Regions from separate parts of the Homo sapiens genome. Here region 2 is linked to region 1. The links are chromatin loops, found by intact Hi-C in ENCODE. Cell type or tissue: B cell. All regions are shown on one strand. Links, peaks and the distances in the headings refer to the core of each region. The heading gives the core; the rest is flanking DNA.

What was found. A loop is a pair of places that touch in the nucleus more often than their neighbours do. Peaks named below come from ENCODE experiments on the same cell type or tissue, not always from the same donor. Only the 100,000 strongest peaks of a DNase experiment are listed, where the experiment ranks them.
Region 2: it touches region 1 in a loop (5-fold over the local background); 2 of 110 quality-filtered maps call a loop at or near these places.

What each region holds. Positions count from the first base shown.
Region 1 is chr2:230,492,882-230,500,881 of GRCh38, reverse strand. SP100 (SP100 nuclear antigen) reads right to left here. Exons shown (of 29, transcript NM_001080391.2): 18 at 6,422-6,466; 19 at 2,347-2,421. LOC101928816 (a long non-coding RNA gene) reads left to right here. Exons shown (of 4, transcript XR_427235.4): 3 at 2,074-2,246. Among named protein-coding and RNA genes, the nearest start is that of SP100, 81 kb to the right of the region's middle. In B cell, for the core only: no CTCF peak of the experiment used is centred there; a DNase peak (open chromatin) is centred at 3,911; H3K4me3 peaks cover 1,191 bases; H3K27ac peaks cover 6,315 bases.
Region 2 is chr2:230,545,965-230,561,898 of GRCh38, reverse strand. No RefSeq gene overlaps it. Among named protein-coding and RNA genes, the nearest start is that of SP100, 140 kb to the right of the region's middle. RefSeq lists a silencer at 9,478-9,678. In B cell, for the core only: no CTCF peak of the experiment used is centred there; no DNase peak of the experiment used is centred there.

The DNA of each region.
Region 1 (8,000 bases), core at 1-8,000:
TCGTTCCTTGTCTCTCAGGTAAAATTGCTCTAGATCGATCAGTTTCAAAGACCATGATTGGGCCAAGTATGGTAGTTGATGCGGTTGCCACAGTAAAATGTCATCCACACAGGGGTGGTTCTGTGTGGGACTCTCCCTCCTGTCACTCATGATGCTCAAGTTGCAGGTGCACCCAGGAAAACTGGCCACTTCTAACTCTTCTCTCCTCCTTCCCCCAACTCTCCCTTCTCCCCACAGTTCCATCAAAAGACACTTGTGTTCTGTCTGCTTTCTTCTTTCTCATAAAGTGGTCAAACTGGAGATCCAGCTCTGGCCATAACCTGGGTATGTTCAGCCCTAGCCATTATTGGTCAATGTATATTCTCTTGCTCTCAGTTTATCTCTTGTTTAAATCCTTCTTGGACTGCAGGGATTTCCTTTCAATCAAAACCTATTGAGGGCAAACAACTTCAGGGCAAAACACCAGAAGCTCATTGCGCTGCTTCCCAGCTCTTGGCCTGGAGACATCAGGGCTGAGGAGCAGATCATGTATAATAAAGTGCCGCAGAACTGTGCTTTCCAGTGGTTCTTTGTGTGTTCGCTGGCTCCAGCACCTCACTACAATTGTATATCCGGGCAGTCAAATGCCTGGACAAAGTAGGACTTAACTGTTCTTGGGTCTACTAGTTTTAATTCTACATTAACCATGTAAAATAATAATATGGTCAGAAAAAATTAAAAGTTATTTTAAAATATATATTTTTTCATAGCAGGGACTAATCATTCTTGGCAAAAGAGTATATCACCGTGTTTAGGCGACTCTTTGGTTATCTCAGAATATTAGCAGAAGCCTCAACATCCAAGAATGCCACAATAGGAGCCCAGTACTCCTATATCCTAAGGCAAGATGCCAGTCTATCTGCAAAGAACATGGTAGGGGATTGGGAGCCTGGTTCTGCCAGCATCAGCCTTCCCCACCTCCAGGCCTTATGAGAGAGGCCACATTTCTCTGGAGAGAATTGTCAGATACCTTCTCTCAAGCCAAATGAGGTTTAAAGACATCTAAGCAGGAGATGGACCTCCGTCCCTGGGAATGTCAGGGAATGAGAGACTCTCAGACTCACCTCTGAGAAGTGTAAAGGTGAAGGTCATGGCTAGCGGGGTCAAGGGTGCCAGAGGGCTGAGCTGGGAGCCAGCAGGGGAATAATGAAGAAGCACGATTCCCATGGTCTGGTGCAGACCTTGTGGATGGGAGCTGTACTGGGTGTTTTTAAGAGATACTCTCACTGAGGGAACAGCAGTGGGTTGTGTATCTTCTAGAAGGACCATCCAGTGTCTTAATTCCCAAGCAGGTTTGCCACCACCAACTATGGAGAAGCAGTTGCATACATTTATATATATATATATAGGGGGAGAGAGAGAGAGAGAGAGAGAGTCTATATGAAGTTATGTGGCCAGAGAAAGAGTTTTAGGTGTTAAAACTCTTTTAGATGACAAATTTGTCTGTAAATTTGAGCAGGATAACAACAGGGCAGTCTGGCAGGAGATGATGTCTGTCTTCTCTGCTTGCCTCCTCCTTCATGCACCTTTCTCCTGGCTGAAAGAACAGCTCATCAGAGTTCCAGAATCATCTGCAAGTTGTACAGGGAGGAGGCTTTGCATTTTAGAGCCTCTATGTGGTGGAGGTGGGGACTGAAGAGCTGATTTAGTAGAAACAGGTGTGAAGGTCTTAAAATTAACTTGAGGATTCTGAGCTGCTGTTCCAACCCTTCCAGCCAGTGACACTGGGGAAGAGGCACAGTCTACAAGAGCTCTGTGCTGATGATGCGGGAGAGGGGGCTGTCCATAGTTTTTACCGAGTCCTGTAGGAGATCCACGGAATGAGAAGCCACATGGGAAGCTGGTATGGGCCTTGGAGGGCAGCCAGTCTTGTCTAACTGACTTAATTTCACTTTACAGATGAGTAAACTGTAATTTACTTGGGGCAGACCCAAGTCCACACAATTACCACGTGGTGATGGGCAAGAGGAGGGACAGCTACATCACTTGTGAATTACATAGGTTTTGTTTGTTTTGTTTTTGTTTTTATGCCAGCAACTATTTCCAGCCTTGAAAGTTATCAGCTCAGGAGAGGAAGCACTGCAAGCAGCTCCTGGGCCCTGGGGTATGGTTGCAGATTCATCACCTAGCTACTTGTTTGTGGTGTTATCATCTTTTTTTCCCTGACATATTTTGGAACTTGACTACATCTGATATATTTCTCAACAGTAAGTACAGCTACATAAAGCATTTAGGAAAAAAATGTTTCTTACTAAGAGCATGAGAATTTAGACGTTATTTATTTAAAATGTATTTTTTTTTTTTTACCTCTTTGTTGCCATCTTTTCTTTTGGACTTTGTTATTCAGAGTTAAATGTTTTCTAGGTCTGTCTTTCTTTCTCCCTGAGAAAATAGGAAAATATAAATATGGATGGTGTAAAAAACTCACATTATATATAATAGTGCTTTCAAAAATTTTATTTAGCTATAACTTTTCCAGAGCCTAACACACAAAGAAAAATATGTAACACATAGCCTTGCAATTACCAAGCCTTTGATGGTTAACCTGGGTTCATCCTAGATTTTCTTTCCTTTCCCGTGACATTAATCCAAATTCATTTGCCTCCCCCCAACATTAATTTTAAAAAGAATTTACGACAGTTTCATTTATATCCCAAAGAATACTGTAAGAATAATAATAATGAGGGCTAAGACTTAAGTGCTTATTATGTGCTAGACACTAACACAAGATATTTACATCTACTAATTCATTTATGAGATAGAGACTTTTACTACCCCTATGACCAATGAAGAAACTTCAGCATACAGATATTGCAAAATGAAGTGAAGCATTGCAGATTTCCTCTGGTTGTAGGCAGAAATCAATGGCAGCAATGCAAGAATTTGGATTGTCCTGCTCATTATGATGGTGACACACTAGCCACCATCTTAGCCCTCAATGAAGGCTTTGAGGCTGAAAATACAGTGAAAATGACCAAAGACCTTATTCACATAGGTTTGGCCAAAAAATTAGGATCTAAGAAACTAACCAAGAGATTATTGTCCAAGGGGAATTTGTATAGAGATTCAAGTCCCAGAAAGCCTTAGGGTTAGGACTAACAAAGGGTTGATTAAAACCCTATTTCAGGAATATGCTGTTAGATTCAGCAGGTGATGGGGGTAGGTAGAAAGACAGTGAGGTATGTGCAGGAGCATCTCATGAGTGCCATGTTTAAAGGTGCTGATCCTTTCCTTTCCTTTCCTTTCCTTTCCTTTCCTTTCCTTTCCTTTCCTTTCCTTTCCTTTCCTTTCCTTTCCTCTCCTCTCCTCTCCTCTCCTCTCCTCTCCTCTCCTCTCCTCTCCTCTCCTCTCCTCCCCTCCCCTCCCCTCCCCTCCTTCCCTTCATCCTTTCCTCCTTCCCTTCATCCTTCCCTCCTTCCCTCTTTCCCTCCTCACACCATCTCCCTGCATTTTTCTTTCCTTTCTTTCTTTATATGGCCTGGCCACAATTTGAACTTGTCCAACCATAAATATCTTAGACAAACAAAGACTCTTTTTCTGTTCATCTATGTCTTTGGTCCTGTTGTAGTCACCTTTCATCAAAGTCCACTGAGGACAAACAAATTAGAGGTATACAAGTAGTTTAGTTCCGTTTACTCGAGCTCTACTTACTAGAAGATTTGGGGCTTAAGATCTGCTAATACTATAGAGCTCTTGGGACTTCCTTTGTAATTATTCTTTGCAAATTGTCTTGCTCAAATACCCCACAGGAAGTAGTGTGGCTATTCTTGGATTTCCTACCCAAATACTAAAGGTTAACACCATGTTATAGAAGTTGAGTAAAGTGCTCCTCCGTCCTTAAGGCAACTGAGAAGACTTCAGTTTCAATGTAACTGATCTTCACCTTCAGGAGTTTGAGGAAGGCAGAGACATTTATAGACTCAATCCTAGAATGTTGAGAGGGTATGAAGAGTCATAATTCCTATAGGTCTCCCTAGGGAAAGGAGGAACTCACTTAGTTCTTCTTGAGAGATATTCTGTCTGGGAGAATCACTTGGATGGATGAGTTGACCCCAGCAGGAGTGTAGTGTGGACCTCCCAGAGCTGGGAGACTGAGGGAATTGGTAAGCATCCAGTTGAAGTTCCTGAATTAGGGGAACTTTGGTTGAGAGGTTCTCTCTAAGTTGAGTGTCTCTGAAGAACTCACAAATGAATATGGCTCATGCATCCACCATATCTAGGAGACACCAAAATCTATAAGGTTGGTGCAAAAGTAATTGCAGTTTTTGCTATTCCCTTTTTTTTTAAAAGGCAAAACCCACAATTACTTTTGCACCAACCTATATAGTATGAGGACCATTCCTGCTCCTGTCCACTTCCTTCTCCTCCTCCTCCTAGACCCAAATTAGCTGAAAGCAATAGACACTGAGTGGAGTTGGAGAGGAAGTGTGGATGAAAGTAAATGCTGACTTCACCCAGCTTCCCTACCACATAATTTCCAGTTTTAATATTATATCAGCTCACGCTTTTTAATATTAAATGAGATATTACCGCTAAAAGGGACTAGCATAGCTCTAGGGCTTACCTAAGACTTCATCCATTGGCAAGAAAAGAACTATTTGAGAGAACAGGTTTGAAAAGGAAGTAGAAGGAATAAATGTGATTTCTGCTTAGACTTAACAAATCCAAGTATTTTAATAAAATAGTTAAGGTAGAGAGGCTTCTATAGAAACCAGTAGAAACATGACGGAAAAAACATCTTAGACCTGGGTAAGTACAAACTGGAATATAACCAAGATGACAGATAGGTATAGAAATAAAAATGATAGAGATGCTAGAAATATTATATGTATATACTTATTTATAGTAGAGTTATATTTAAAGTTACTTATACTTGAAAATATATCATTTACATAAACATATATATCTATGTATATGAGTGACAGACAAATAATCAGAAGTAATGGGAAAAAATATATCCAAATATGCTTTAGCTCTAGAGGAAAAAGTGCTACTATCTCTATAGTGCCATATCAACTTGCCAGAAGTATTTTACAAGATGCAAAAATAAATAAAGAAATAAAGTATGCAAGAGAAGCATAAGTAGAATGGGAGATGGAAGGAAATAAAAGAGAGACAAAGAAGAGGAAGAAAAGGAGGAATGCAATAAGCATAAAATTCACAAGATCTGATGAAGAGAATGGACTGTCACGTCTTTTTTATCTTCACAGTGTGGCATATGCTCTGATTGAGTTTGGTTCACTGCCTGTAATCCCAGCATTTTGGGAGGCCGAGGCAGGTGGATCACCTGAGATCAGGAGTTCAAGACCAGCCTGGCCAACATGGCGAAACCCTGTCTTTACTAAAAATACAAAAATTAGCTTGGCATGATGGTATGCGCCTGTAATCCCAGCTACTCGGGAGGCTGAGGCAGAATTGCTTGAACCTGGGAGGCAGAGGTTGCAGTGAGCTGAGATCGTAGCACTGTACTCCAGCCTGGGTGACAGAGCCAGACTCCATCTCAAAAAAGAAAAAAATAAATAAAATAACCCCGTGTTTCTCAGGCTTAGATCTGATGTGGCACCAGTACTCTGGCTTCCATGTAATTGATTCAAGTTCTCTCTGTCTGTTTCTCCATGTTCTGTCCTGGACTGTATTAGTTACAACACACCTTTCTAACACTTCCTCCTGTTCCCTCATTTCCTAATCAAGGCTGGCATGTCTCTGCCCACATATCTCTGTAATGCATCTCAGCTTCCAGCTCCTGTCCTTGCCAAAGAGTCTCAGGTGACAAAAAGGCTGGATCTGAATAAATGGAGAGTCTGAGTTTTCCTCCACATTTAAGGGAATCAGTGACTTTGGAGGCAAACATAAAGGGCAAGTAGGCATATTGCTATTTGTCACCCATAATCATTCCTTCTTCCATAAGAATAGACTTACAGCTGAACCAAGGACTGCCCGGCCAGCGTTATATTTCTCAGCCTCGCTTTGCAGCTAGCTCTGGCTGTGTGACCAAGTTTTGGCCAATGGGATGTGGGCAGAAGACTTTTGAGTCTTTCTATTAAAATAAATAAATGGCTGGTTCTTTTGTCAATTTTTTTTTCATTCCCACTGGTTGGGAGACAATGTCAACCAGCTCAGCCCTTGTGGACCCACAGTTGGAAACCTCATGTTAAGGAAGGCAGACTGCCTACCACTTCTGGGCTCTTAGATTATTTGGTTTAAGCCACTGTATTTTGGGATCTGTTTGTTACAATGACTTAGCTGGTACTCTAAAGAATCCATGAGGTCTGAAGCTACCGTGGCCCATAGGAGATTCTGAGGCTGCAGCAAAGATGGGGTCTGGCAGGAAGAACAGGACCACAGCGAGTTCAAAGGAGTAAATCCCCACATTTCTTCTTACCTCTTTGGAGACCATTTACTTTAGATCTATGCCTTCTCTTTTTTCCTGCAAACAGAAAAGAAAGAAAATAATCCTTTAGAACTATAAACAAAGATTTACACACTTTATATGTCAATAGTTTACAAGCATTGAATTTTGTTTTCCTTCTACTTTTGCGGGGCTAAGTCCTCGGCCACCAACATCCCATCTTGGTTGTTGTCACGCAGAAACCAATAACCACAAAGCAACCTGTTTTTACACAGTGCCAATCATTTACACTATGCTTGTACATATCCATATGTGGTCTTATCATTCACAATAAAGAAAGTTTTTAAAGTAGCTGAAATCAAGCAGAAGGTGACAGCAGCAGCAGAAGAGTACCAAGAGGGTCAAGCAACAGTAGGTCTAAGAAATCACCAGTGATGGCCGGGCACAGTGGCTCGTGCCTGGAATCCCAGCTCTTTGGGAGGCCAAAGTGGGTGAATCACTTGTAGGCCAGGAGTTTGAGACCAGCCTGATCAACATGGCAAAATCCTATTACAAAAATTAGCCTGGAGTGGTGCCATGTACCTGTAGTCCCTGCTACTTGGGAGTCTGAGGCAGGACAATTGCTTGAACCTGGAAGGAGATTGCAGTGAGCTGTGATGACACCACTGCACTTTCAGTCTGGGCCACGGAGCAAGACTCCGTCTCAAAAAAGAGAAATAAAAAAAAGAAAGAAATTACCAGTAAAGTACACTTGGTGGAATTCAGAGGCATACTTTGAAGAGCTAAAGCTGTAATTGTGTTTATAACAGCCAGAACTTAAGAAATAAGTAGAAAAAAAAAATCAGAGAAATGAAGACAAATTTAGAAGGCAAATAAAGGGGATTAGACATTTCAGAAATTAAAGTGAAGGACATAGATTACAGAAATAGGTAAAGGAAACAAGAAATTTTAAGAATGATTAAACAAATTAGAAAATAAGCTGGTTGCAGTGGCTCACCCCTGTAATCTTAGCACTTTGGGAGGCCGAGGCAGGTGGATCACCTGAGCTCAGGAGTTTGAGACCAGCCTGGCCAACATGGCAAAACCCCATCTCTCCTAAAAATAAAAAAATTAGCTGGCATGGTGGCACATGCCTGTAGTCCCAGCTACTTGGGAGGTTGAGGCAGGAGAATCACTTGAACCTGGGAGGTGGAGGTTGCAGTGAGCTGAGATGGCTCCACTGCACTCCAGCCTGGGTGACAGAGTAAGACATTGTTTCAAATAAAATAACATAAAATAAAAAATAGAAAATAATCAATGTAAGTGAACAAATTATTGGAGTTCCCAAAGAAGAAAATCAAAATAATAGAATAAATACTTGATGAAAAAAGTCTGTGGAATTATAATATAAATTGAAATGTATACATCAAAAGTACCTATCTCTTCACCCTGTGACAGAGAAATTGACCCAAAACAGCCAACACTGAGATATATTTCCAACAAATTTATTGGACTTTAAAGATAAATAAAGAATTGAATGGGCGGTGTAGGCAAAAAGTTATTTTCAAGGGAGACTTATTGGCCACAGAATTTTCCACAGCAACATTTAATGCCATGGGAGAGTGGAGAAAAA
Region 2 (15,934 bases), core at 4,043-12,042, 57 kb before region 1:
AGTTTGCTAAGTTTTTCTTAATCATGAATGGATATTGATTTTTTTTTTTTCCAGACAGAGTCTCACTCTGTCACCCAGGCTGGAGTGCAGTGACACCATCATGGCTCACTGCAACCTCTGCCTCCCAGGCTCAGGTGATCCTCCCGCCTCAGCCTCCTGAGTTGCAGGAACCACAGGTGTGCACCACCAAACTCAGCTAATTTTTTCTTTGTATTTTTTGTAGAGATGGGGTTTCATCATGTTGCCCAGGCTGGTCTCAAACTCCTAGACTCAAGTGATCCACCTGCCTCTGCCTCCCAAAATGCTGGGAGTATAGGTGTGAGTCACCGTGCCCATCTTGATTTTTATTGAATGTTTTTCTGGACCTATGAACATGATCAAATTGCTTTTTTCCTGTAATCTGTTAATGCATTTTATTACATTTATTTATTTATTTTTGAGACAAGGTCTTGCTCTGTTGCTCAGGCTGGAGTGCAGTGGCATGATCTCGGCTGATTGCAACCTCCACCTCCTGGGCTCAGGTGATCCTCCTACCTCAACCTCCTGAGTAGCTGGGACTACAGGTGCATGCCACCATACCTGGCTAATTTTTGTATTTTTAGTAGAGATGGAGTTTCACCATGTTGGCCAGGCTGGTCTGGAACTTCTGACCTCAAGTGATTGGCCTGCCTTAGCCTCCCAAAGTGCTGGGATTACAGACGTAAGCCACTGCACCTGGCCCACTGATTGATTTTTGAATGTTCAACCAATCTTGCATTTCTGAAATAAACCTAGCTTGGTCATAAGAATTATACTTTTTAATATAACTGGCTTTATTTTTTATGTTGGGGAGTTTTACAACTGTATTCATGAAAGAGATTCTTGTTTGAAATCATTAGGTTCTTGTTTTGCCCCCTCAGAGTTTGGAATTATGGTTATACTGGTCTCACAAAATAATCAGTAGTTATTTCTTCTGTTTCTATTCTATGGAAGTGGTTGATAAAATTTGGTGTATTATCTTCCTTAAATGCTTGGTAAATACATCACTTAAGCCATCTGGCCTGAAAATTTTATTGAAGAGAGGTTTTAAATTATACATTCAATTTTTTAATAGTTACAGAACAATTACAGAAAAAGTAGAAAAAATTTATATTTTTTGCATTTGCCTATATTGTAAATTGTGTTTTTAATTTAAACTTTCCAATTGTTTGGCATAAAGCTGATCATAGTATCCTGAGATATTTTAATGTCTTTAGAATATGTATTGACATATTCTTTTTCCCCCTAATATTTGTTCTTGTGACCCTTGTCTTAAAAAAAGTCTAGTCTTATTAGGAGCTTGTTAATTTTATAGCTGTTTCAAAGAGATAACTTTAGACTTTAACTGCTGATCCCCTTTCTTGAATGCTTGTTTTCTATATCAGTTTCTTTCTTAACTTTTTTCATATCTCTACCTTTGGATGCTTAGATCATTGATTTTTAGCTTTTCTTTTTTTTTTTTCTCAGACCTTGCAGGGATGGATCTTCTTTTCTAAGAAATGCATTTAAGGCTATAATTTTTTCCTTCTTAAGTTTTGCTTTTGGTGAATCTCATAAGTTTTGATATGTCATATTTTTATTATCATTCAGGAATTGTTTTCTGAATTCAATTATAATTTTTTCTTTGATCTATGAGGTGTTTATTGGTTTATTTCTTAATTTCCATTTACATGGGGAATTTTCTTCTTGTTATTGATTTTTAGTTTTGTTTCTTATTGTCAGAGGATGTACTTGGCACAATTTTAGTTTTTTGAAATTTGAGATTTACTATATGTCCCAACATTTATCATTTTTATGTGTTCCATGTGTACTTAAAAAGAATGCACATTTGAAGTTGTTGGGTATGTTGTTTTATCTATGTCAATTAAGTCAAGTTTGTTAATCACATGGTTCAGATTTTCTACATCCTTACTGATTTTTTGCTTGTGCCATCAGCGACTGAGGTGAGTTACAAGCTTCTACTTTGGTAGTGGATTTGTCTATTTCTCCTTTTAATCTTGTCAATCTTTGCTTTATATATTTTGTGGCTTTTCTGTTAGGTACCAATAAATGTAGAATTATCTTTTGTGTGTGTTGAATTTCTTATCATTGTGTAACGTCCCTCTTTATCCCTAATGGTGTTTTTTGCTTAAAAGTCTACACCAGTGTAGAAAAAATTTTTTTTTCTTTACTCTCTTAGGTTTAATGCCTGGGACCTATAAATTAAACTGACAAAAGACAGATTAACAGGAGAAAAAGCACAGAAATTTTATTTAATATTAGTATTTTTACATGGCAAAGGAAACATCATAGCAAGAAATAAAAACCCCAAATAAATGAATTGACTGGAGGCTTATATACTATTTTAACACAGAGCAATAACTTGTGGAGATGTAACAATACAAAGGAAAAAAGGATTTGGGCTAAGAGTGGTAAATTATGGGAAAGTGACTAAGAAATATATGGAGAAAACTAATGGGAGATAAGGGTTATTTTAGTGAGGTTTGTTTGTACAGATTCATCATGGCTTCAACTCCTTGACTCTGGTGATAAGAATGTTCTATTCCTGGTACAGGGATGGCACTTTTCTTAGGCATAAAGGTGTAAGAAAGAGACCCCTTTCTGCATCTGCTGTTTCTCAATTGCCTTCAGCTCAAAATAATCAACATGGCAAAGTGGCATATTATGGGGTGATATGTTCTGATACCATTCACCGGCTTTATATTTTTTTGAGACGACTTAGTGTTTGCATATCTTATTCCATCTTTTTATTTTTAACTTATATATCTTCGTATATTCAATCATGTCTCTTGCAAGCAGCCTATAGGTTTTCTTTAATCCAGTATGACAATGTTTGCCTTTTTTTTGTCTGTTTTTGAGACGGAGTCTTGCTCTGTCACCCAGGCTGGAGTGCAGTGGCATGATCTCGGCTCACTGCAACCTCCACCTCCTGGGTTCAAGCAATTCTCATGCCTTGACCTCCCGAGTAGTTGGGACTACAGGCACACGCCACCATGCCTACCTAATTTTTTTGTATTTTTAGTAGAGATGGGGGTCTCACCATATTGGCCGGGCTGGTCTCGAACTCCTGACCTCATGATCCACCTGCCTCAGCCTCCCAAAGTGCTGGGATTACAGGCATGAGCCACTGTGCCTGGGCTATGTTTGGCTTTTAATTGGAGAAATTGTTTCATTTACTTTCCATGTAACTACTGATATATTTAGGTTTAAATCTACCATCTTCCTGCTTGTTTTCTATTTGTCTTACCTGTTTTATGTTCCTTTTCTTCTTCTTACTTCTTTATTGGATTACATTAAAATTACATTATTATAGTCATTTTTGGTTTATCAATGCCTAGTAAACATTAATACTCTTACCATTTTCTAGACAACATAAGGACTTTACACATTCCTATTTTAGATTTCTCCTGCCATTTTATAAATCTTATAGATATTAGAAGTAAATATACTTTGGGAAAAGCCACTTGGAAAACAGAAAAGCCAATAAAACTCTTAATATTCATATAAACATATTTTTCTTTACAAAAGAATTATTCTAATTGTTTGCTGCATATGTTACAAATAGAAAATAATTCCTTTTGATTTTGGAAGATTCATGTAATAGTAGTAGTTAGCTTGCTTTGTAGTAGTTAAATTAGGCTATCTGCTCTAACAAATAGACCCCAATATATATAACATCCTCAAACAAAATTTAAGTTTATTTCTTTTAAAACAGTCTAATGAGTTACAAGTTGGTGAGATGGGAGGGTTGTTGGGTTGTTGGGGGCTCTCTTCCATGTAATTATGCATGGTCTCAGACTGATGGAGGTTTTGACACTCATGGCTTCCAAGGGTGTCCTTACTTGGAGACTGCCATCCAGTTCATGGCAGAGGAAAGATTGTGGGGCAGTACGTGTAAGAAGCTTTTATGGGTCAGCCTTGGAACTAGGCACATGTCTTCCTCAGATGTTCCTCTATCTAGAACTCGGTCATAGGCCACTCATACCTGCAGGAATTCCTGGAAAATATAGTTTAACTGTGTGCCCTGGAAGAAGAGGAAAATACAGTTTGGGTAAGCAGCTAGCTGTCTCTCCTATACACTTTCTATCTTGTCCTCAAGTATCACCCTTCTTCCGATCTTCCCACATATAGAACCCCTTACCCTCTTTCTTCCTGCCCCTCCCTTACAGGAGATAACACAAACTCCCATATAATTACTGCACACAGGCCAATATCCACTTACTTTGTGTGAAGTACAGTTCTCCCTATCAGGTCTGGATGATGTTCTTGATGTTTTGGTGACCTTTTAATAAGTTTGTCTTCCCTTACTGTACTTCCAATATACAATGTTTGATGAGTGACAGAGTAATCCCAATACAACTACTATCTAGGAAGTGGAAAAATGGGAGACAAACAGTGGCCAATGGTCTATTATCTAAATCTACCAGGCTGTGATTAAAGGGGTCCCTCTCCTCTAGCAGTGGAGGAATTTGGAAATTTCTTGACTTTGATTCTGCTCTTTTGAAATAATTCTCCTGACCGTGCCCTCTATTTTTTTTTTTTTTTCATTTTCTCTTTCAATTTCCTTCTTGGCCACCTCTGAAGTATCCACTGGGGGACACACCCTTCTATAGCACTGTATGTATTCACAGCTTTTTTCTGCATGTTTAAGTTTGGATGACTAAGGGTTTTATTAAGGCTTGAACAGTACTTGAAAAGTACTTTATGTTCAGGTTTATGGTTCTTTCAGTGATTTTATTAAAGCTTGGTTGGCTTTTCATTGATTTATTGTCCATGAATTCCACATATTTATAACAACATCTAGAGTTCTGTTCTAAACTTAATCCATAAGCCTGATTTATTTCTTAACTTTTCCCTCCCAAACCAAATTTCTCTCTTAGTTGAATGGTACTCCCTTGAGGCTATCTGATGCCAGGTGGTTAGGTGTCAAGGCTTTGCTTACTTTGAAATTTACCTCAGTGCTCAATTCCTCTGTTTAATCGAGAAACCCTAACTAGCTTTTTGTTGCTCAAAGCCTCTTTCAGTCTCATCTCTTACTCTTCGGAGTTCTTTTGGCTTCTCCAACCCTACGAGAACCCACTTTTCTGTACTCTCTTGAGTCCCATTCACTTTTGTTCTCAAATGAATCAATTATTGCTGGAGCTGATCTCTTAACTGTAATAAGCCTTCAAACCCAGTGAGTGGTAACCAACAGACTCTATTGTTAGTGTTTTCCAATTCCTTTTCCTAGAGCTACAGGACTTAGAGGCATTAAAAAAATGTTTACCTTTTGTGATATATCTTGCAAGAAATCTGTCATGTTTTGCCATTGCCTAATAAAGGAAACCATTTTCCATGCTCTGATATAAAATTCCTGATCACTAAGCCATTTTTATTATGGCAACACCTCACTTCCAGTACTAGTTTCTTTCTATTTATTTATTTATTTATTTATTTAGAGACAGGGTTTTGCTCTGTCACCCAGGTTGGAGTACAGTGGCGCCATCCTAGCTCACTGCAGCCTCGAACTCCTGGACTCAAGCAATCCTCCTGGCTCAGCTGGAATTACAAGCATGGGCCACAGCATTCTCATCACCAGTGCCAGTTTTCATTATGACTTCTATATTCAATGTTATAGGATAATAGCTGTTAAATGGACCAAAAACTATGTAACAGCTCAAGCAAAATTGAGGCTTGTTTTACATTCTTGTAAACAAGGGGGTTCCATGTTGATAGAGGATGGGATGGATGGGCAAAGCTCTATTTCACCTGTTTGAGGACTGTGGTTGGTGGAGGCTGTAGTGCCTTTAACACATAGTTTCCAAGGCTTCCATATATGAGGAAAAGAGCAGAGGAAGAGGAAATGTGTAGAATGATTTGAAAGGGTAGGATATCAGAAGGGAGCAAAGTGTAAGAAGAGTTTTACAAGACAATGCAAGTTGCCTATTGTGGGTAAGTTTTTCCCAACCTTTCTGATCATCCCTCAGATGAATCAAAAAGCAGACTAATTTAGCTTGTGGGTGGGTATATTCTAGCCTGGAACTTTTCGAGGTCTTTTCTAGGTTTCTTTTTTTCTTCTTTTTTGTAATATGGCATTTTCTTCTGAGTTGGTTATCACCAAAACCCCTAAAGAATTCTATTACTTTCTCCTATGATCAGCAGTTGTTATCCTTTAGGAAATAATAATAAAGAATAGGGTCAAGAAACAAAATTCCTCACCAAGAATTTGGCCAGGTAAAGAAGAAAAAGATTGTAATTAGGAGTCTGAACTTTCTCAGTGCATCCACATGAAAGGGATCCAAGCAACTCACTGGATCCATTCTCTGCATAATTATAAAGTCCATGTTTAACAAATGGAAGCTTTGAGTCTGTGTATTCATATGTTGATATTTTATTTTAAATATGCTAGCAAAATTATGAGGCTTTTTCATTTTCATTTTAAGTTCTGGGTACATGTGCAGGATGTGCAGGTTTGTTACATAGGTAAATGTATGCCATGGTGGTTTGCTGCACCTATCAACCCATATCCTAGGTATTAAGCCCCGCATGCATTGGGTATTTTTCCTAATGCTCTCCTTCCCCTCACCCCACCCCCAACAGGTCCCAGTGTGTGTTGTTCCCCTCCCTGTATCCATGTGATCTCATTGCTCAGCTCCCACTTACAAGTGAGAACATGCGGTGTTCGGTTTTCTGTTCCTCCATTAGTTTGCTTCCAGCTCCATGCCTGTTCCTGTGAAGGACATGATCTCATTCTTTTTTATGGCTGCATAGTATTCCATGGTGTATACATACCACATTTTCTTTGTCCAGTCTTTCATTGATGGGCATTTGAGTTGATTCCATGTCTTTGCTACTGTGAATAGTGCTGTAATGAAAATACATGTGCATGTATCTTTGTAATAGAATGATTTATATTCCTTTGGGTATATACCCAGTAACTGGATTGCTGGGTCAAATGGTATTTCTGGTTCTAGATCTTTGAGGAATCACCACACCATCTTCCACAGTGGTTGAACTAATTTACATTTCCACCAACCATGTAAAAGCGTTCCTATTTCTCTGCAACCTTGCCAGCATCTGCTGTTCGTTGACTTTTTAATAATTGCCATTCTGACTGGCATGAGATGGTATCTCACTGTGGTTTTGATTTACATTTCTCTTATAATCAGTGATGTTGAGCTTTTTTGTTTGTTTGTTTGTTTGTTTGACAGAGTCTTGCTCTGTCGCCCAGGCTGGAGTGCAGTAGTGTGATCTCGGCTTACTGCAAGTTCCGCCTCCTGGGTTCATGCCATTCTCCTGCCTCAGCCTCCTGAGTAGCTGGGACTACAGGTGCCTGCCACCATGCCTGGCTAATTTTTTTCTGTTTTTTTTTTTTTTTTTTTTTTAAGTACAGATGGGGTTTCACCATGTTAGCCAGAATGGTCTCCATATCCTGACCTCGTGATTCGCCCACCTTGGCCTCCCAAAGTGCTGGGATTACAGGCGTTAGCTACTGCACCTGGTGATGCTGAGCTTTTTTAATATGTTTTTTGGCCACCTGAATGTCTTTTGAGAAGTGTCCGTTCATATCCTTTGGCCACTTTTTAATGGAGTTGATTTTTTTTTGTAAATTTGTTTACATTCCTTGTAGATTCTGGACATTAGAGCTTTGTCAGATGGATAGATTGCAAAAATTTTCTCCCACTCTTTAGGTTGCCTGTTGGCTCCGGTGATAGTTTCTTTTGTGTGCAGAAGCTCTTTAGTTTAATAGTGAAAATGTCAGTTTTTGCTTTTGTTGCAATTGCTTATGGTGATTTTGTCATGAAATCTTTGCCTGTGCCTATGTCCTGAGTGGTATTGCCTACATTTTCTTCTAGGGTTTTTATAGTTTTGAGTTTTACATTTAAATCTTTAATCTATCTTGAGTTAATTTTTGTAAGGCGTAAGGAAGGGATCCAGTTTCAATTATCTGCATATGGCTAGCCAGTTCTCCCAGCACAATGTATTAAATAGGAAATCCTTACCCCATTGCTTGTTTTTGTCAGGTTTGTTGAAGATCAGATGGTTGTAGATGTGAGGCCTTAATCCTGAGTTCTCTCTTCTGATCCGTTGGTCTATGTGTCTGTTTTTGTGCCAGTACCATGCTGTTTTGGTTACTGTAGCCTTGTAGTATAGTTTGAAGTTTGGTAGTGTGAGGCCTCCAGGATTTTTCTTTTTGCTTAGGATTGTTTTGGCTCTATGAGCTCTTTTTTTTTGTTCCATATGAATTTTAAAATACTTTCTGCTAATTTTGTGAAGAATGTCCACAGTAGTTTAGTTGGGATAGTGTTGAATCTATAAATTACGTTGGGCAGTATGGCCATTTTCACAATATTGATTCTTCCTATCCATGAGCATGAAGTGTTTTTCCATTTGTTTGTGTCCTCTCTGATTTCCTTGAGCAGTGGTTTGCAGTTCTCCTTGAAGAGGTCCTTCACTTGCCTTGTTAGCTGAATTCCTATGTATTTTATTCTTTTTGTAGTAATTGTGAATGGAAGTTCATTCATGATTTGGCTCTCTGCTTGCCTGTTGTTGGTGTATAGGAATGCTTGTGACTTTTGCACTTTGATTTTGGATCCTGAGACTTTGCTGAAGTTGCTTATCAGCTTAAGAAGCTTTTGGGCTGAGATGATGGGGTTTTCTAGACATAGGATTATGTCATCTGCAAACAAAGACAATTTGACTTCCTGTCTTCATTTGAATACCCTTTATTTCTTTCTCTTGCCTGATTGCCCTGGCTAGAACTTCCAATACTATGTTGAATAGGAGTAGTGAGAGAGGGCATCTTTGTCTTGTGCCAGTCTTCAAAGGGAATACTTCTAGCTTTTGCCCATTCAATATGATACTGGCTGTGGATTTGTCATAAATAGCTCTTATTATTTTGAGATATATTCCTTCAATACTTCGTTTTTTGAGAGTTTTAAACATGAAGGGTTGTCGAATTTTATTGAGGGCCTTTTCTGTGTCTATTGAGATAATCATGTTGTTTTTGTCTTTAGATTTGTTTATGTGATGAATTATGCTTATTGATTTGCATATGTTGAACCAGCCTTGCATCCTGGGGATGAAGCCTACTTGATCGTGGTAGATAAACTTTTTGATGTGCTGTTGTATAAATGACACATTGTCATGCCTCTTAATACTGAAGTTTTGACTTTATGGTGTGATTTCTACATCTGTTTATACCTTATCTTTTATAGAGCATAGAAAGCTAAGAATTCTACTGGTTGATAATGTCCTTTGGGCACAAATGTGGAAAAAGCCTCAAAAGACAACTGGGCCCGGGCACAGTGGCTCATGCCTATAATCCTAACACTTTGGGAGGCAGAGGCAACAGGATTGCTTCAGCCCAGGAATTCAGGACCAGTCTAGGCAATATAGGAAGACTCCGTCTCTACAACAACAAAAACCAAAATTTAGCTGGGTGTGGTGGCACATGCCTATAGTTCCAGCTACTAGGGAGGCTGAGGTGGGAGAATCGCTTGAGCCTGGGAGGTCAAAGCTGCAGTGAGTCATGATTGCATCATTGCATTTCAGCCTGGGCAACAGAGTGTGACCCTGTCTCAAAAAAAAAAAAAAAAAAAAAAAAAAAGGCAATTGCTGCATTATCTAATTAGTGCCAGAAAGAAAAGCTACATATTAAACTATTTCTAACCCAAACAGTAGCTTTGAAAAATTTCCTCCAGCATGTCATGGGCTAATGTAATAATTTTACAGAGTAATTTTGCAAATGATTAAGGTATTTTAAAAATACATTCAGAAGAATTAAGCAGGAAAATTTTTGTTCTGTCTCGTCTTTTCTTTCTTTCTTTCTTTCTCTCTTTCTTTCTTTCTTTCTTTCTTTCTTTCTCTCTCTTTCTCTCTCTCCTTCTTTCTTCCTTTCTTTCTTTCTTTCTTTCTGTCTCTCTTTCCTTTTTTTTTTTTTTTTTTGAGACGGAGTCTCGCTCTGTCGCCCAGGCTGGAGTAGAGTGGCATGATCACAGCTCACTGCAGACTTGACCTCCCAGGCTCAAGCTATCCTCCCACCTCAGTCTCCTGAGTAGCTGGGACTGTAGGTACACACCACCATGCCTGGCTAATTTTTAAATTTTCTTTTTTTTTTGAGATGGAGTCTTGCTGTGTCGCCCAGGCTGGAGTGCAGTGGCATGATCTCGGCTCACTGCAAGCTGTGCCTCCCAGGTTTATACCATTCTCCTGCCTCAGCCTCCCGAATAGCTGGGACTACAGGAGACTGCCACCACACCAGGATAATTTTTTGTATTTTTAGTAGAGACGGGGTTTCACCGTGTTAGCCAGGATGGTCTTCATCTCCTGACCTCGTGATCTGCCCGCCTCAGCCTCCCAAAGTGCTGGGATTACAGGCGTGAGCCACCTCGCCCGGCCTACATTTTTTTTTTAATAGACATGTGGGTCTCACTATGTTGCCCAGGATAGTCTTGAACTCCTGGGCTCAAGCAAACCTCCTGCCTCAGCCTCCCAAAATGCTGGGATTAGGTGTGAACCACTGTACCCAGCAATCTCTCTGTTTTATAAATGAGGAAATCATGGCATGTTACTGTTTAAGGCTATTTTTTTTGTAGTCTGAGATTTAAACAATGAGCTAGGACTAAAATCCTGGACACCCAGAACTCAATTATTAAATAGAGAAATGGCTAGATAAGACAGAAAATGATAATCAAAATGCCATTATGATCTGAATACCCTTCAAAGTGCAAATTGTTTTAAAATGTATTGCTCTTTTTTACTTAATATGTTTTTGCCTTTTTATTTCCTCTATTCTAGATTCTATGAATAGTTGAAACATATCTTCTATGGGAGGACATGTTTGGAAAAAATGTAAGCAATTATAAACTCATGATGTTACTACTGGTTTACAAAGAGTTCATTCTAATTATTTTATTTATTTTTCCCAATTGAAAAATGTTTAAATATAAATGATCCATATTTTATCTTCCTACTTAAATTCTGTATATAATATATAGCATATTTTAATTAGTTAGAGGAAGCTCTCTGCTTTAACAAATAATCTCCTTCCCACTGTGGCTCAAACATGTAGAACTTTATGCCTCACTTATATAAAAAGTCTAAGAAGGTTACAGGCCAGGTGTGATGGCTCATGCATGAAATCCCAGCACTTTGGGAGGCCAAGGCAGTCTAGTTGCTTGAATTCAGGAATTCGAGACCATCCTGGGCAACATGGTGAAATCCCATCTCTTTAAAAAATACAAAAATTAGCTGGGCATGGTGGTGTGCACCTGTAGTCCCACCTACTTGGGAAGCTGAGGTGAGAGGATCACTTGAGCCCGGCATGTGGAAGTTGCAGTGAGCTGTGATTGCACCACTGCACCCCAGCCTGGGCAGCAGAGCCAGACCCTGTCTCAAAAAAAAGAAATGTTGGAGGCAGAATATTGGGTGGCTTTTTCACACACAGTCAGTTGGGGACCTAGGTGAGGACCTAGGCTGATAGAGGCTTTGGCATTCTCATCCCATGGCTCCTGAGGTCACCTGGGGATTGGTGTTGAATTTGTGAAAGAAATACAGCAAGCACATCACCTTTGTGCATACTTCTTTGGCTAGAACTGAGGCGAATGGTCCTACCTCACTGCAAAGAAGCCTTAAAAAGATAGTTCAGCTATGTGTTCCGGGAAAAGAGGGGAAACTGGGTTTTGGTGAGCAGCTAGCAATTTTCACCTCATTTTCCCCTTCCTTTCCTGATTTGCTGCTGCATAATCTTTCCAGCCTTTGCTATGTTTCCTCTGATATGGATTCACTTTAACTTTGGATTCTATTTTCTACATTTTCTCTACCTTCACTGCCTGTTACTGAATCATGAAGCCAATGGCCTGTATTTCAGGTTTTTGTATGGCATCCTCTTCCAATACAAGCTTTTTTTTTTGTACGTCAAGTAGGGTAACTGTTGTCAGAAATAGGTCCCAAAGTGTTTATTGGCTCAAACACAAGAAGGAGATTATTTCTTGCTCACATTATCAGGATAAGGTGGTTGCTGGTTGTCAGGGTTCTTTGAGTCACACAGCCATTTAGGGATTCTGGCTGATGGGAGTCCTGCTTTCTTTGACACGTGGCTTCCAAAGTCTTCATGGTGAAACAGAGGCAGATGTATAATAAACATGTAAGGACAAGTGGGAAGGGAAAACAGGAACAAGAGGAAGGTGTAAGAGGGGAGCCAGACTGAGTGAAGATGCTCCATGCGGATGAATTGCTCTCAATTTCTGGTAATAGTGACTGGAACATAGTGACTCTCCCACCTCAGACTGCCAGCTGTGGATTGTCAGTTTATTCCCAGAGATACTGTTCTTGCAATGGGGTCACTTTAACCTGGGATTCTATTTTCTACATTTTCTTTACCTTCACTTTTAAAATGCAGGGAGACAAGAAATGTGAAGTTTTCACTTAATAGATGGGCTTTATGGACCGAATATATGTAGTCATATATTTATCTTCTTGAGAAAAGATGAGGCAAAACATTCTCTATGCCTATAAATTGAATGTATATAATGATTTCTTTTTTAAATTTTTTAAATCTTCAAGACGAGGTCTCACTCTGTTGCCCTAGCTGGAGTGCAGTGGCGTGATCACAGCTCACTGCAGCCTCTGCCTCCTGGGCTCAAGTGATTCTCCCGCCTCAGACTGCCAAGTAATGGCAACTACAGGCAAGCACCACCATACCCAGATAATTCTTTGTATTTTTAGTAGAGATGGACTTTTGCCATGTTGCCTAGGCTGGGTATATAATGATCTCTACCATCTGCTGTCTACAATGTTCTATAGAACACAGATAGCTATACTTTTTTATTAGTCAAAAACTTGAAGGAGCCATTTTAGACAAAATGTTCACTTTATTTAATTACGGCTAGAAAGATAATCTTTCAATCAGCCACTCAAAAATTTTAATTATCGCTGTTGAAAGATATCCTCCAGCGTGATATTGGCTTATTATAAGTGATTTTCCAAAGCATGTTTGCAACTAAAATCTAACACTATCACTCCAACAACCTGCCAATCGAGAAAAATGACAAGACAAGTTTCAATCATTTTAGGAGGTTTACTTGTCAAAATTAAGGACGTGTGCCCAGGAGGTCTATGCCTTTCTCCGAAGATGATTTTGAGGGCTCCAAATTTAAAGGGGAAAGGATGGGCTATTGAGAAGTACACAGTTTTCATGTAAGAGAGGGTAGGAAAAAATAGGGTAGGAAAAAATTCATGCCTTTTTCTGGCTCAGTGAATCTGCATTTTTTTAATGTAAGATGACATAGACAAAATGGGGCAGGGAAACAATCAGATATGCATTTGTGTCTGGTGGGCAGGGAGGTGACTGCACCTGTAAGGATAAGCTATCAATTTACATTGCCATGGTGAAATTTTTTTTTGAGACAGAGTTTCTCTCTGTCACCCAGGCTGGAGTGCAGTGGCACGATCTCACTGCAACCTCTCCCTCCTGGGTTCAAGCTATTCTCTAGCCTCAGCCTCCCAAGTAGCTGGGACTATAGGCCCCTGCCACCATGCCCGACCAGACTAATTTTTGTATGTTTAGTAGAGACAGGGTTTCACCATGTAGGCCAGGCTGGTCTTGAACTCCTGACATCAAGTGATCCGCCTGCCTTGGCCTCCCAAAGTGTTCGGATTACAGGCGTGAGCCACCATGCCTGGCCTGCCATGGTGAAATTTTAACAGAAATACCTTAGGGTAAAGTTGTTGGAGCTCACTAGGAATTTCCTTGTGGGAAAAATACGGGGGAGGCGTGTAGCTTTTCATCTTGTAGCCATTTTATTTAGGAACCAAAAGATGAGGCAGGTTTGCATGACCCAGATCTCAGCTTAACTTTTCACTTTGGCTTAATGAGTTTGGGGTTCCAAGATTTATTTTCCTTTCACAAACCTGAAGAGGTAGGACAGGAGAACTGTTGTCGTCCCTGCTGTTCGCCACTTTTATTCTCTAAGAGATAAACAGAAACTAGCCCTGGAAAACGAAGAATGGAAGACTTCTCTGCTGGTTTCAACCAATGGCCTGACACTGTTGGCAGACTCCCCTCCCTTTTCAAGATTTCAACATAACAGTTGACCAACTTACAAATCATTCCTTCCTGATAAATGACCACTGTCCACAGACTGGTTCTGGCAAGGTTATGGAGGCTGTGCACATAGCACCTTTATGTTCTGTTTCACCTTTTGACATATGGAGCCTAATTTTACTGCATTTTAATGTTATCTCCACCCCAAAGTGAACATGGGTCATATGTAACATATGTATTTATTTAACCTGCGTGCATGTGTGTGATCTCCCTTCAGGAATATTTATAGAGCCTCCTGTAACCTGTTGAAGATGTATACTTGGCCAACTCATTCATTTACCAAGTTGTCCAGCTCTTGATTTTTTTCTAGTTATATTGGTGAAGAAACATTCTTTATGGCTGCCTACCTATCTCACTTCTAGGAACATCATGGCATATTAGCTGTTGCCATAGATCCCCATGAGACAAGGTGAAGTCACTTGTCCTTACCTGCACACCAGGCCCATATAGTGGAAAGTATGATGTTCTATGGGTTCTATGGAATGTCTCTGAGAACAAGGTCCTTCAGGAAAACTTTGTAGCAGAAAACAACAGTTAACATAGCCCTGGGGATATGAATATGTATTCCTGTCTTTTCAATGTAAAAGTAAACTCTTTACTAATAGGGATTGAAAGAAATGTTTTTTGCCATATCAGTAGCTGGATACGAAGTGCCAAAAGGTATGTTGTTGTGTTCTAGTAATACTATCATATTTGGCACACCAGTTGCAATTGGGCTATTATAGGGTTAAATGTTCCCTGTCATCTATGTGACCCATCGGTTTGTTTTATTTTGTTTTTAACAGAGGACATACAGGTGAATTGAATGGAGATATTACAGAGGCCAGTTGATATTTTTTAGGTCTTTGAGAGTGCTAATCCCTGCAATTCCATATTTTTGCTTGGGGGATGGCAATTTCAAGGGTCTCCACTTTGCTTTTCCTACTACAATGGATATTATGTCACAAGCTAGTGAACCAATGAGGGTTCTGCTAGTTCCTAAGTGCAGTCATTAAAATTATATACACAGGGACTGGAGAAAAAATTGCAAGGTCTGTTTATGAAGCCAAAGGACACACCATGAGGCTGACTTAGGCTAGTTCTCTATTTCTCACCTGGCCTCTGTAAGAATCTATTGTGATGATCATGGAGGTGATTTACATCTCTTTATATATCTCTTTATATATCTCTTTATATATCTCTCAGCCACCTCTTTGAGAGTTATTCATCTCTCTGAGTATCTCTCATATATACACACACACATATATGCATATACATATGTGTATACATATATGTATGTATATACATGTGTGTATACATATATGTGTGTGTGTGTGTGTGTATATATATATATATATATGCTAATAAACTTCTGTTTTTCTCTTGTTAATCTGTCTTTTGTTACAGGGGCCCCAGAGGATCTGGGTAGGGGAAACTTAGAAGGGTAGTGGGAAAATTATTTTTTCCTCTTTTACACATGCAAATACACCAGGGTGCCCTGGCAGAATCATTTTCCAACAGAACCAAGAATTGTCTGGCCACGCGTGGTGGCTCACGCCTGTAATCCCAGCACTTTGGGAGGCCGAGGTGGGTGGATCACGAGGTCAAGAGATCGAGACCATCCTGGCCAACATGGTGAAACCCCGTCTCTACTAAATATACAAAAAATTAGCCGGCCGTGGTGGCAGGCACCTGTAGTCCCAGCTACTTGGGAGGCTGAGGCAGGAGAATGGCGTGAACCCAGGAGGCAGAGCTTGCAGTGAGCTGAGATTGTGCCACTGCCCTCCAGCCTGGGCTACAGAGTGAGACTCCATCTCAAAAAAAAAAAAAAGAATTGTCCGAGATTTTAGT